Linked DNA regions of Homo sapiens: region 2 is linked to region 1. A link is a contact called in ENCODE Hi-C data. All regions are on one chromosome and are shown on one strand. The core of a region is the stretch at or near the end of the contact, and the rest is flanking DNA. Distances in the headings are between cores, read along the strand shown.

Region 1 (6,232 bases), core at 2,674-5,173:
CGCCCCGCCGATAAATGATTCTTTAACACAATTTTAAAATCAAGTTGAGCAGAATATGTAATGATACTTGTAACATGTAAAGATACATTTCTATTTAAAAAGAGATTGGATCTGTTTATTATAAATTAATCCTGCAAGAAAAAGCATGGTTCATTGTCAAACATATTGAAAACTGGAATGTTACATTCCGTGTGGCTTGGGGAATAGTAGAGCATAGGTGAGCATTTGATTTAACCACGAGCCATACATCAAATACAGATGGAAGGCTGCTTCCATGGCCCGGTGGGTAGAAGTACTCTGTTTGGCTCCCAAGATCCCTAGCAGACACTTATAAACTTGCTGTGTTGTTTCTAAGCAGCAAGAGACAAATTGGTAAGCTGCTCTTTGCAAAAACTTTTTTTTTTTCAAGTATCACATTTTGAATGTGTTGAGTCTCTGTTCCCAATAAAGGGATGGCCAACCTTGGTGTGATCATCTGTAAGCCTCGATCCTTGCAGTCTGCAGCCGTTTCAGAGCTCTCTGTTCACACCAGCATCTCCCCCTCCATCTGTAACCAGTGGACTCCCTCAGGGCTCCTGTGTGCTGCTCTCTAGGTTCCTTAAGTGGGACCCTTGGGGGAAGGCACTGAGGACACACTGAGGGTGCCCTGACCTCTGTGTGGCCCCTGGATATGCCTCAGAGGCTCACAGGCTGTTTGTATATATGAGGGAAAAACTATTTAAATAATTGACTTATATGTTAATTTTTTTTTTTTTGAGATGAAGTCTCACTCTGTCATCCAGGTTGGAGTGCAGTGACGCAAGCTTGGCTCACTGCAACCTCCACCTCCCAGGTTCAAGAGATTCTCCTGTCACAGCCTCCTGAGTAGCTGGGATTACAGGCACATGCTGCCATGCCCAGATAATTTTTTATATTTTAGTAGAGATGGGGTTTCACCATGTTGCCCAGACTGGTCTTGAACTCCTGAGCTCAGGCAACCCACCCACCTCGGCCTCCCAAAGTGCTGAGATTACAGGTGTGAGCCACTGTGCCTGGCCAATAAATATTAATTTTTAAGAAAAGAATAGCCACAGATGGCATTGACACCTTCCATGAAACAAAGCACCCCCTCCCTACCCTCTTCGACCCTGAAGGTTCCTGAGTCCTGGGTCTGAGACGCTATCTTATCCCAAGCAGGCTTTGACTTGGGGTACCACTTCCTGAGCCTCTTCTCTTGGAGATGCCACTCTCTTGGGCCAAGTCTTTGTGGAAGCCTCGCCATCCACCCTCCCAACCCTTCACTGGCTGCAACTATTCCCTGGGGATGGTTCCTCCTTTCTCAATTTCCCCCTCTGTAAAGTGGGGAAGAGGAAATGGGAAGGGTTAAATAGGTATTCCTGGAAAGGACCTAGAACAGCCCTTGAGCACAGGAAGCACCTGCAAATATATGAGCATGAAGGTGGGGTGCAGACCTAGGCAGCACCTGTATGCACCCAGCCCTTCCCAGTGCAACCTGCTGGCCAGGCCGAGAGCTAACATGTACACATGGGTATGCTCTGCACGGCTCTATATCCACCCAAAGGGAAGAGGAGCTGTGGAGATGGGCAAGGCTGTGCTTGGCTTGTTTGGGACTTTACCAAGAGTTAGCTGCCATTTTGGACTGTAGAGCCTCCTGGGGTATTTGAGGGTATGCTCAGCACACCTGTGTCCCCTCTCTGTGTAACTGGGCACCCCACATATGGGTGCCAGGATCTGATTGCTTCATTGAGTTTTGCAGTATGGCTGTGTGAGAATATTTACAGAAATGCAGATTATTTTATTACATTGGTTTCCTTTGATTTCTCCTGATGTGGGGGTACTAAATGGACTTTATTCCAACACAGGTAACATTATCCATGAATTTCATTTCAGGGTAATGAAGAGTACACTGGACAATGTTTGCTATAAAAGGAGGGGAGTTGGGATTGTTGCACTGGATGATTCCAAAGTTCTTTCCTAGGTTCTATGTTTCCAGGAACTATGCGGCACCTCTGCTTCTCCTGTTAATTGATTTGATTTTTCATAATGTACACATTTGCTCAGTGGCCAGTAGGAACTGACCTGAGCTGGGTGCTGAGAGAATGCCCAGATCTGGGTTTCACAGAGCTCCCCTGCAGGCCATTTTAAGATGTGGCTGCAAGGAGGCTGCTTCCTGCAAAAAGCTGAAGGCCCAAGGCTCAGGTTGTCAGGGAGCAAATGACTAATGTCCTCCCCAGGAGAAAGCAGGTGACCATCATGTGTGGAAGCTACCAAGAAAGAATGCATACATTTTATCTAAAAAGTCCTAAGATAAATTTGCAAAGCCTGGGCCACTGAGGTTGCCCATAGCTGACCAGTCCCACCAGCTCCTGACCTTCCACCTCAAGCCCTTCCCTCTCCCCATGTTGCATGCCTAGCCTGGGAAATGGGAGGATTCCTGAACTTGAAGATGGTCAGTGGCGGCATCAGCAGTAGCCGGGCCACGGCAGTAGCACCTATAAGAGGGGGCTTCCCTTAGAGGGAGAGGCACTCGATGAGAAGTTTAAAGAATGCTTCATGGATTTTTAAGCCTCCAGGAGCTGGACACATGTGGATGAGACATGATGGGGCATGTAAACAGAGGAGGAGGAAGTGGGTGGTGGGAAGAAGGGAGCCTTGTCTCAGCCTGAAATACATTTTTTATCTCATTTCCAGGCTCTCAAAGCATCGTTCCGCAGGCACAAGGATGCGGTGTCTGCTCTTCCTGGGGCTTGTGATTATTGTATCTATTAGCCTCTGTCACAGGGTGCTGTTTATAGGACGGACAGGGTACCATGGCAGAGGGTGACACCTGTGCTTCACAGTGGGGGCCGGTGGCATCCTGGGGCTCGATATTCTGGAGTCTCCCATCTCCTGCCTCCCACCAGGTCCTGCGACTTTGCGGTCTGGCCAGCTCACTCCAGCAGGCCTGAGTCTGCAGCTCATCCTGGAAGCTGCAGCCTCACTGTGATTTCCACGTCCCTCTCTGCTGAGATGTCGTGTGACTTGAGAGCACAGCTGGGACTCTGTCCCGTCCCCACAGTGTCCTTTGAGGCACAGAGGGAAGGCTGCAGAGGTGAAGGTCTAAGGGGGCACAAGGGTGCAGGTGACAAAGAGCGTGGCCATGGCACCTGCCCTGCAGTGGGTCGTGGGGACCTTATGGGTGAATGTGCAGCCTGGCCACAGGATGGTCTTAGAGGCAGGGACCTGCATCGCCCCAGGAGGATCCCAGTGGGCTGCTTTGACTGTGAGGGAGCCAAAGACCCACACCACAGTGGCTCTGAGAGGTGCACTGGGACCAGATCCCAGTTTTTAGAAACCAGGTCATCAGAAGTGAAACCACCCACAACTCTGCAAGGCCCTCCTGAAAGGTCCCAAGCCACAGCGCCCTCCATGGGCATCCTTTGAAGGGAGGATGCTTTCATATGTGCCTTGAAAACACCAAGCAGCAGTATCTGGAAGGCCTGGAAGAGTACTCGGTGCCTTTTGCGAGGAGGGGGTCGGGTATCTGAACCCCATGCTCGGAACTGGGAGACGCTGGCCTTGGGACCATCACCTTCTGACCACAGAATCTCCCTGGGGACTGGACAGAGGGCCCCGCCCCTGGCCGATCCCAGGTCCTGAAAAGGCCCTTCTGGTCTCCCAAGAGGCGGGGTCAGCCCTACGAAGAGCTAAATCCCCGGGAAGGAGGTGCAGGCATTCCGCATTCCGGATTGAAAGTGGGGAGACAATGGAAAGACCGGAGCACCTCCGAGGCCTTACTGATTAAATCTTTCCTTCTGTGGCCAGTGCCACATCTGCAAATAATAAAGAACCATGATGTGACATTCTTGTCACGGCCGGCTGTAGCCTCCAGTCGTCTCTCTTCCTGTGACTTGGGTTCTGCGGCTGCACCACGCATGTCAGCTCCTGGGAGCTCTGCATCTGCTCTTGGGAAGGGGTCTCAAATGCCCTGTGCATTTCTCACCTTCAGCTTCTGCTCCACAGCCCCAGCCTCATTCCCGACTCAACTGCCAGGCCAGGAAGTGACACGCTGGTGCCGCCTCTGGCGGAGGGCTGGGGGAGGCTGGGTTCTGTTCATTTGTCTGTGTCCTTTCCTTCCCAGCTGTCTACAGGAAGGAGTAGCATTTGGGAGTCCTAGGGGTGCAATCTTGTTGCTATATTTACTTCCTGAGCTGCACACTCAGTGGAAAAGGTCAGAAGCAGACACCCCTGAGCTTCCTTCCCCCTGTTGGCCCTGGACAGGGCACTTCCCATTCTCTGGGACCATACCTAATGGCAGGGACTCTGAAATAGTTGGTCTTGCCTGTCCGTCTGTCCCCTGGGGGAGTGAGTCTCTGCCTATACTACAAACAAGAATGACAACAGGAAGGGGTTTCCTCTCCACTCAGCTGGTCACACATCCATCAGTAGCTAACATGAGAAAACAGCAATTGTTCCAAACAAAATCCCCCTATTTCCCCAGTAAAGACATTGACTGGTGCCCTGGAATTGTGCAGTGCACAGCCTGTGGGCTGGCCCAACATCAGCAGCACTGAAATGGCTGCTTAGAGGAAACTCAGCTGCAATGCTTTGAAAGGAAATGTTGACCTTTTGAGTTAAAAGCTTACCCTGGAGCAGGGGTGAGCAAACTCTTCCCATAAATAGCTAATTAGTAAGTAAATATTTTAGGCGCTGCAGGCCTTGGTGTCTGTGGCTGCTCCTCTCTCTACCACTGTAGTGCAAAAACGGCCACAGATGATGCATCTGTGAATGAATGTGGCTCTGTTCCAATAAAACTTTATTTATAAAATGGGTGGTGGGCCATAGTTCATTAATACTTGCTTTTGAAGTTTTTTTCCCTTTAATTTATATCTAAGACTAATTGCATTCCTATAAAATATGTATACATGTGAAAGGGAAAACAGTAAAAGCTATTTAAGGGTAGGTTGCCTTTGTTTAGTATTTTAAAGAGAATGTTGTCTTTAACATTGTTATTTTCAATGAAAACGTTCACACATGCATAAGGTAGCTTTATGCAAAAACTGTCACTGCTGAGTGTGCACAGGTGTGCTTCTAAGGGGGGGTCTCCACAATCCACCTCCCCGTGCAATGGGGTCCCTTCTGATGGCTCTGCCCCCACCCTAGGCTCCTGCGTGCACTCTCTTGGGAGACAGGCATACCTTGTTCTCTTTGCTGGTCTCTCTGTTCCATGGACACAAGGGCAGAGAAATGGGCTTGATCATAGGCCAGAACCAGAGGCGAGCAGTGGCATCTGTTGGGAGGGACCTCCAAGGGCAGGTAGATCCCTCCGAATGGGATGGGTGCGAACGCTGTGGACACAAACCAGGGTGAGGGTGTGAGGAGCAGCCAGCTCGAGCTGGGAGGGGAGGCCCCTGCATCCCTGTCCCTCACTACCCCGGGGGGACTCCGTGGAGAAGCGGAGGGACAGGAGGGGTGGATGGAGGCGGTGCTGAGGGATGGGGCTGAGGGTTTCCAGAGTCATCTGTCTGCCCCAGGACTCCTGCTGCCCTGAGACCTGCACAGGTGTACAGGAGCCCCAGGGCTGGGATGACAGTCACCCGAGATTGGTCAGAGCAGTTGCAGCCTGGAAGCCCACCTTTTTCTGGATGTACTTCTTCCTTTCCTAGTGTTTGGTAAAGCATTTGTATACAACAGAGTATGTGCGCTTCTCAAGGGTGTATATTTGCTCTATGTTTTGAGAACCTCTTCTATTGAATTTGAAGGAACCAGTCAGAGAGCTCCAGGACCAAGATGTAAGTCAGATGGGAACTGAGAATCAGAGGGATCAAGTCCTTCAGTGACAGGGACACAATTTCACTCATTTTCTTACTTGTAAAAAAAGAGGGCAGAAAAGCCTAACACCCTCAGCAAAATAGAATAACTTCTGGAAATATCTGTCCTAAAGCAGCATCTGCTTTGAGGTCATGAAACGTCTTTACTTTTGGCCCTAGAGTGAGTGTATTGCTGCACTCCTTGAGCAGAATTCAGGGACGGTAATTTCAGGGATGTCTTTGATGAACTCTTATGAGTTCCTCCGCCATCCTCACTTTGTCTAAATTGATCACTGTGCTCACAGGAGAGTCAGACTGAGAGGCGACAGGGTGGGGGTACCTGCAAGAGGGCTGTGAGTAGCATGGTAGGAAGCGTGGACCTTCCTCTGCCCCGCAACTCAGAGATCTGATGGTGCTGGGAGCTCAGTCCTGGGCTTACGCAG
Region 2 (6,441 bases), core at 889-3,388, 470 kb after region 1:
TACAATCTATCTGCAAAGAAGACCTGGCTGGAGGTGGAGAGTATAAAAGCCAATCAGGACTACAGCGAATCAGGACGGTCTCTGATTAAAGGTGTTAACGACGTGACCTAGCCCTGGCTGGATGCAGTTCAGGGCCTCCCTGGGTCTTGGTTGCAGCCTTCATGAATATAACAGCCCCCCACACCACGCAGAGCAGGTTTTGTTCACTCAAGCCATGCAAGAGGCATGGGCTCAGCGTGCAGCTCTGTCTTCTCCAGCAATCTGTCCGGTTTCTGTCTCTTCAGCTCCAGCCACCTCCATGCGCTGCATGGAGCCCCTCCCTGCACTGGGTCCCAGAAGTTCTGCTTGTTTTCAGCGATCACACTCCCGCACTGTCTGTGGCTCAAAGTCTGTAAATAATGGTTTAGCATATTTCATCCACTTTTCTACCTGGACAGAAAGTGTAGTGTTGTTAGTTGGTCAGAGCAGGAGGTGGTTCTGTGTGTTTTGTCAGCCTTCCAGATGTCCCCAAGCAGCAAGAGAAGGAAGGGGCTGTGCACAGCCTTTGCCTGGGGCTTCCTATGTCCATCGGAAAGAGAGTGGATCGCATAAGCTCTCACAGAAAGAATGAATGAGCGAGTCAGTTGCTTCCCTGAATGGCTTTGTTCTGTTCTGGTGCATCCTCTGCTTGGGACCCACCTGCTAGGGCGTGGTAGAGTGAACAGCTACGTGTCTTTGTTCAGCACCTGCTTAGTGCCAGGACCTTTCTCTCTGCTTGGGAAATTGCCGTCTTTGTTTCACAGAGGATGAAGCTGAGGTTCGTAGGCTGAATTCTGGTGGCCCAGTTTTCCGGCCTGGGCTCCTTCCACTTGTAGAGTGGCCTATCTCAGTGCTGCCTATGCCGTTGGGAGGGGTGGTGGCAAAGGCAGACCAAGAGTCACCAGGCAATTTCTTAGGAGCCTGAAGTCTGCAATCCTCCAGTGAAGCTTTTCAGATGAATGTCCTTCACACCCCAAGAATTCTAGAAATGCTGAGCCCCTAGCCTGGAGGGCAGGCTTGGTGCCTGCAACAGAGCATGGGCCCAGCGACCCCTATGGTCTGAGAGAGAGGGTGAGGTGGGAGGACCATCCACTCTGGGAGACTTGGGCTGGCCTTGCAGACTGAAACCTCTCCTGTAAAGTGATGTGTGTCCTGGACCTGCAGGGAGGGAGGGGCCTCTGGAAGTCAGGCCGATTGCCAGGGTCTGTGAGGCATCTTCTGAAGCCCAGGCCCTGTCTGGCTTTTTCTTGCCAGGAGTCTGGCTCTCTTGCTCCACATGAATGACTGAAGTTATTTGAAGAGGTCCCCCAGAGAGTCATCAGGCCTCTGGTGGAATTGCAGGGGCTCAGGGAAGGCACAGAGATAGGGCTGTAATGCCCGGGGAGGGAGCGGCCCAAGGCCTGCCCCAGACCACTGCAAGCCTGGGTGCTTGGAGAGGAGACGGCCATTAGCATGGCTGTTAAGAGCCGCTGCTGGGGGCACTGGCAAGGGACCTGTTCAACAGCTTCACCCACTGGGCCATGCACCTGACAAGCATTCACCAACCACTCTTTCTGTCTTACAGGAAAGTGATGGGGGTGGGGAGCAAGGTTGCTTTGGCCTGAGGTCAAACCATCAAGATCTGCATATGTCTACAGTTATTGATCCTTCTATTAGGTAAAGAAAAGAATTGTATAAAAACCATTCAGAGCTGCTGAAGATGTTGTTACACTTGCCAGATCTGGGAACTGCGATTTTCCTTTGCAGCTTCAACAAGAGAAGAAATCTCACAGGGGAGGAAGGGGTCGCTGAGCGTCCTCGGCCCATGGATACCTTACTTTGTGGCGCCACCTAACGGCTAAAGGTTAAAATTGCAAATCTTAAAGATTCCTCCGGCAGAGGAAGAGGTGGGAAGGGGCCGGGTTTTTGAAGAGCAGGCTGAGAGAGCTTTTTTGGGAGATTTGTTTCCTGCTTTCTGGGCACATGCACCTAATGACGATACAATCCTACGACCCATCTCTGATTCTTCCCCTGACCCACTCTGGTGTAGCCCTGCGGAGATAATTGGCAATTGCAAAGTCACCTGCCTTTGACTTCTGACCCAGTAACCCAGGAAACCTTGCCAAAGATACTCTAGCAAGAAATACGAGTCGGGTTTACACGTGCCACACCCTACGGAATTTTTTGTTATCGTAAGAGACTCAGAGCGATTCACATGTGCATCAGAGAGGGCACTGATGGAAGCAAACCTCGTGCATCCCACAGAGTTACAGCCAGCAGCGCTCAGGCTGTGTGGCTGCCGCAAGTGCCCCTGAGCCCCCTGAGCCCCAGTGGCTGGCGACAGCCCCGCTCCATGTCGCCTTCATCCAAGATCTGCGCCGCGGGGCGGCCGCCATCTGGAGCACGGCTGGCCACGGTCAGCCCTAAGCTGGTGGGTGACACTGCGTCTGCGCACACTTCGTTGCTCAAAGCCAACTGTATGTGCTGACTGGGTGTGCCTTCTAGTGTCCTGTGTTCCTGCTGAGTGCCTAGCATGCATACTTCCTTTGTGCGCCCAGTGTTGTGTGCCTGTCACTGTGTGTCCAGTATTGAGTTATGTGCATGGTGTTATGCACCAGGCATGGTGTGTCTGACTTTGTTTGCCCAGTGTCGCGTAGCCAGCATCTGTGTCCAGCCTGTGTTCTTGCCATGTGCCTGGCCCTGCATGCCTAGTGTGGCACCTGGCTGTGCATACTCCGCATTGTATGCCGGGTTTGTTTGCTCCCGTCTGTGAGCCTTGCAGTGTAATCCTGGAGCGTATGCCCTGTGTTGTTTGCCAACTGTGTGTGCAGGTACTGTGTGTACCTGGCGCTGTGTTCCTGCTTGTTTGTGCCTAGTGGGCATGCCCAGTATTGCATGCCTGGTGTTGTGTACCTGGTCCTGTGTGCCCAGTATTGAGATCCCAGAGTGTCTGCCCGGCCTGGGTGCCTGCGTTGTGTGTCCGGCCCTGTGTGCTCAGGTTTGTGCATCCAGCTTGGTGGGCCCAGAGTGTGCCTGGCATACGGGCTTAGTGCTTTCTCCCTGGCATTTTGTGCCTGGCATGTTTGCCCAGCACTGTGTGCCCTGCATGGTGTCCCAGAGGCTGCGCCTACTATGGTGTGTCTGGCTTTGTGTGTCTGGCATTGCATGCTCATTGTTGTATACTTACTGTGTGTGTCCAGCATGGGGCGCCTGCATTGTTTTCCTGGCCCTGTGGTTCCAGAGTTCTGTTTCTGCACTGCATGCCTGGTGTTGTGTGGGTGGAATTACATGGCTGGTGTGTACATGGCTGGTATGTGACCCAGCGTTGTGAGCTCAGTGTGGTGCTCCTGGAGTGCCTGGCCCGGAGTGCCTGCTGGTGTGTGTGTGGTATGTGTTTGGCATCATCTGTCTGAGGTTTTGTGCATAGTGTTGTGTTCCCACAGTGTGTGCTGGCATTAGTGCCTGGACTTGTGTGTGCCTGGCATTGCACCCTGGCTTCTGTGCCCAGCATGGTGTGTCCCAGTGTTTTGTGCCCTACAGTGAAGCTCAGCATTGCGTTTGGTGTGTGTGTTCAACATGTGTTACAAGCATGGGTTCTTGCCGTGTGTGCATTGTGTATGTGATGCTGTGTCCCTAGAGTGTGTGTAGCATCTGTGCCTGGTGTGTGCCCGATGTTGTGTTCCTGCAGCGTCTGGTGTTGTCCCCAGTGTGTGCCAGTGTGTATTCCCAGTGGGTGTGCCAGCTTGTCGGTCATGGTATGCCTGACCTTGTATGCCCAGAGTTGTGTGTCCAGTGTGTCCCCAGCTTCAGTGTCTGTGGCTGGAGAGTGTGTCTTTCCTTCTGTGTCTGGTGTTGTGACCCAGCATGGTTTGTGTGGCTGTGTATGCTTGGCAAGCGTGCCCACTCCTGTGTGCCTGGTGCTGCGTGACTGGCACGTGTACCTCGAATTGTTTGGCTGACAGTGTGTGCCCAGAATTTTGTGCCCACTGTGTGGGCCTGTGTTGTGTCCTGTGCTGTGTGCTCTGTTGTTAGCCCTGTGTGTGTGCTCTGTGTGTCTTGTGCTGTGTGTCCTATGCTGTGTGGCCTGTGCTGTGTCCTGTGTGGTGTGCCGTGCACTGTGTGCCCTGTAGTGTGTGTCCTGTGCTGTGTCCTGTGTGGTGTGCCGTGTGCTGTGTGTCTTGTGCTGTGTGTCCTGTGCTGTGCGCCCTGTGTTGTGTACCCAGTACTTCTGTGTGTCCTGGGCTGTGTGTCCAGCACATGTGTCTGCTGCCCCACTGTGCTGAGTCCCAACACCCACCTGTGCGCCTGGCACTGCCTCGTTGTTGGGGAGGACACCCTGTGTGGCCGTCCTCGCCACCTGCTCGAGCAGAGCTGAGGATCCCATCGTGGCCTCTGCCCTCACTTCCACCGCAGTTTGCCTTCCTTCCTGGGGACACTCCTGCCTGGCAGCTCCCCATGTTTAGCCTGTTCCAGGGATCAGCTTCCACCCCAGGCACTCTCCATTTATTTGGGGAGTTCCCACAGGATGAGGCCCTTAAGGGAGTCCCTCCTCTCTACTGGGGATACCCCTGAGCAGGTGGGGACTCCTGTCCTTCATTCAGCTCATCCCCAGCCCTGGCTGGAGCTTTCCCTCCTTTGCGGAGGTGGGCTCAGGCAGGCCTCGCTGGGGAGCTCACCAGGCCCTGTGCGTGGGGCTCTGCAGGCCCAGCCAGTCCTGACTCTGCCGTGAGCCCCGCACCAGGATGGGAAGTGCCCTGAGAGCTCATCTCCTACCACCTCCAGGGCTGGGGCTGGCGCCTCCTCCAGCCTGGCATCTGGCCGCGGCGGTCTCCCCAAGCAGCCACCAGGGGGCAGAGCCACCCTCTGTCCACACCCCGATCCTCCCTCACCCCTTCAATTGCTGGACAAGGGACCCTTGCCTGAGGACGCCCTCGGATCCCTCCTGTGAGACAAGGAGCTGCAGATAACCCCAACCTCTACACAGACAGAAAGGAGCAGATTTCATAAAAAGCAGGGAATTTTTAAAATGTGAGTAATTTTTAAAAATACAATCTCCGCGTAAAACCCACTTAGAAAACCTTGTGCTTTCTGATTAATAGAGAGCAAATCACTTACCCAGGGCTATTGGATGCTGTAATTTTTTAAGGTTTTAAATATGCTTTTATTTGTTTCCCCCTGATGGTCTGAGGCTTCTATTCTTGCTAACTTTTTAGTTCTCCTTGTCCTGGGGACACAGGGTATGGGGCAGGACCTCCCTGGATTAAAGGAAGTGAGTCAGACATGCCACCGCCCGCAGGTTCCAGGACAGTTCTGGTCTGAATGCAGTCCCGACGCGAGTGCTGTTCCCTGGGAGCTGAGACCCGCAAAGATGCCCTTCCACCACCCTCTCCCCACGGTTCTTTCGTGCTGCTGCGTTCCTGGAGGCTGAGCTTCTGTCCCATCCTGTCTCCTTTGTGTGTTTCAAACCTCTTTCCAATTTCTGTTATACTGATGCTGTTCTCCTTTCCGGTACTATTACATGATTTTCTTCCCATTTCTCATGATTCAGAGCCCATGGTGGGTGAGGGGGACAGTTGGGTGGTCCACACCTGAGACTTCATGCATCCTGTGAGGCTGAGTCACAGGCCTGGGGGTCCTTGAATCCCTCTTATCCCACAAGGGAGATCCTCCTGGAATCTCAGCAGATTGGAGAGCCCAGCTGAGAAGAATCTGCTGTCCTATTAGTGCCCTTGGTTTTGAGGTGGCTGTAAAATCCCTTGCTAGAGGCGGAAGAGAGAGGATCGCACCCCAGTATCGGACTGCTGTGGGCAAGTTGGTGAAATCAAATGTATTGTTACTTTCTGAGAATCAGCACCCACATTTTCTGCATTTAAGGATTTTATGGAGCACAACGAAATCCACAGCAGTCACAGCAACTGAGAGAGAACGCCAGGCCACACTCCCTAGGCATTCCTGGAGAGGTGTTCTATGCCTTAAGGATGAACAATAGAGAATTTGATTTAAAAAATTGATGGAAAGTTAATGTTGAAAGAAGTCAGGGTGAAATAAAAGCATGAGATGCTGTATGGGATGTGAAGATTTCTAGGAGACAATAATAATAGACAAGCAAATGAAGACTGGTGTAGAGTGAAAGTTAGGTGGCCAGGATACGACAAGGGCACTGCAGCCAGGATTCCTGTCCCGGGGACAATCGGCACAAAGAGTCTGCACCCGGGAGGACAGGGGCCTTCAGTGTGTGATCTGTACTGAGGGTCTGCACCTGAGAGGACAGGGGCTTTCAGTGTGTGATCCCTACTGAGAGTCTGCACCTGGGTGGACAGAAGCCTTCTCTATGTGATCGGTACTGAGGGTCTGTACCTCAGAGGACAGGGGCCTTCAGTGTGTGATCTGTACTGAAGGTCTGCATTGAGAGGACAGGGACCTTCAGTGTATGATCTGTACTGA

The links. A loop is a pair of places that touch in the nucleus more often than their neighbours do. Pooled maps may share reads with other maps.
Region 2: a loop to region 1 is called in a map of GM12878, with 13 times the contacts of the local background. The contact joins two enhancer-like sites. A Hi-C loop is called at or near these places in 4 of 168 maps with a recorded cell type or tissue (GM12878, MCF 10A, dorsolateral prefrontal cortex and 1 more), 2 of 37 single-sample maps with no recorded cell type and 6 of 50 pooled maps.

What each region holds. Positions count from the first base shown.
Region 1 is chr15:31,496,513-31,502,744 of GRCh38, forward strand. OTUD7A (OTU deubiquitinase 7A) reads right to left here. Exons shown (of 13, transcript NM_001382637.1): 10 at 5,178-5,327. Among named protein-coding and RNA genes, the nearest start is that of KLF13, 170 kb to the left of the region's middle. Within about 2 kb of position 3,924, at least 2 of the 41 ENCODE cell types and tissues checked have a DNase peak (open chromatin) inside an H3K27ac peak, as active enhancers do.
Region 2 is chr15:31,973,170-31,979,610 of GRCh38, forward strand. No RefSeq gene overlaps it. Among named protein-coding and RNA genes, the nearest start is that of CHRNA7, 54 kb to the right of the region's middle. RefSeq lists enhancers at 2,529-3,211, 3,777-4,343, 4,344-4,909. Within about 2 kb of position 2,139, at least 3 of the 41 ENCODE cell types and tissues checked have a DNase peak (open chromatin) inside an H3K27ac peak, as active enhancers do.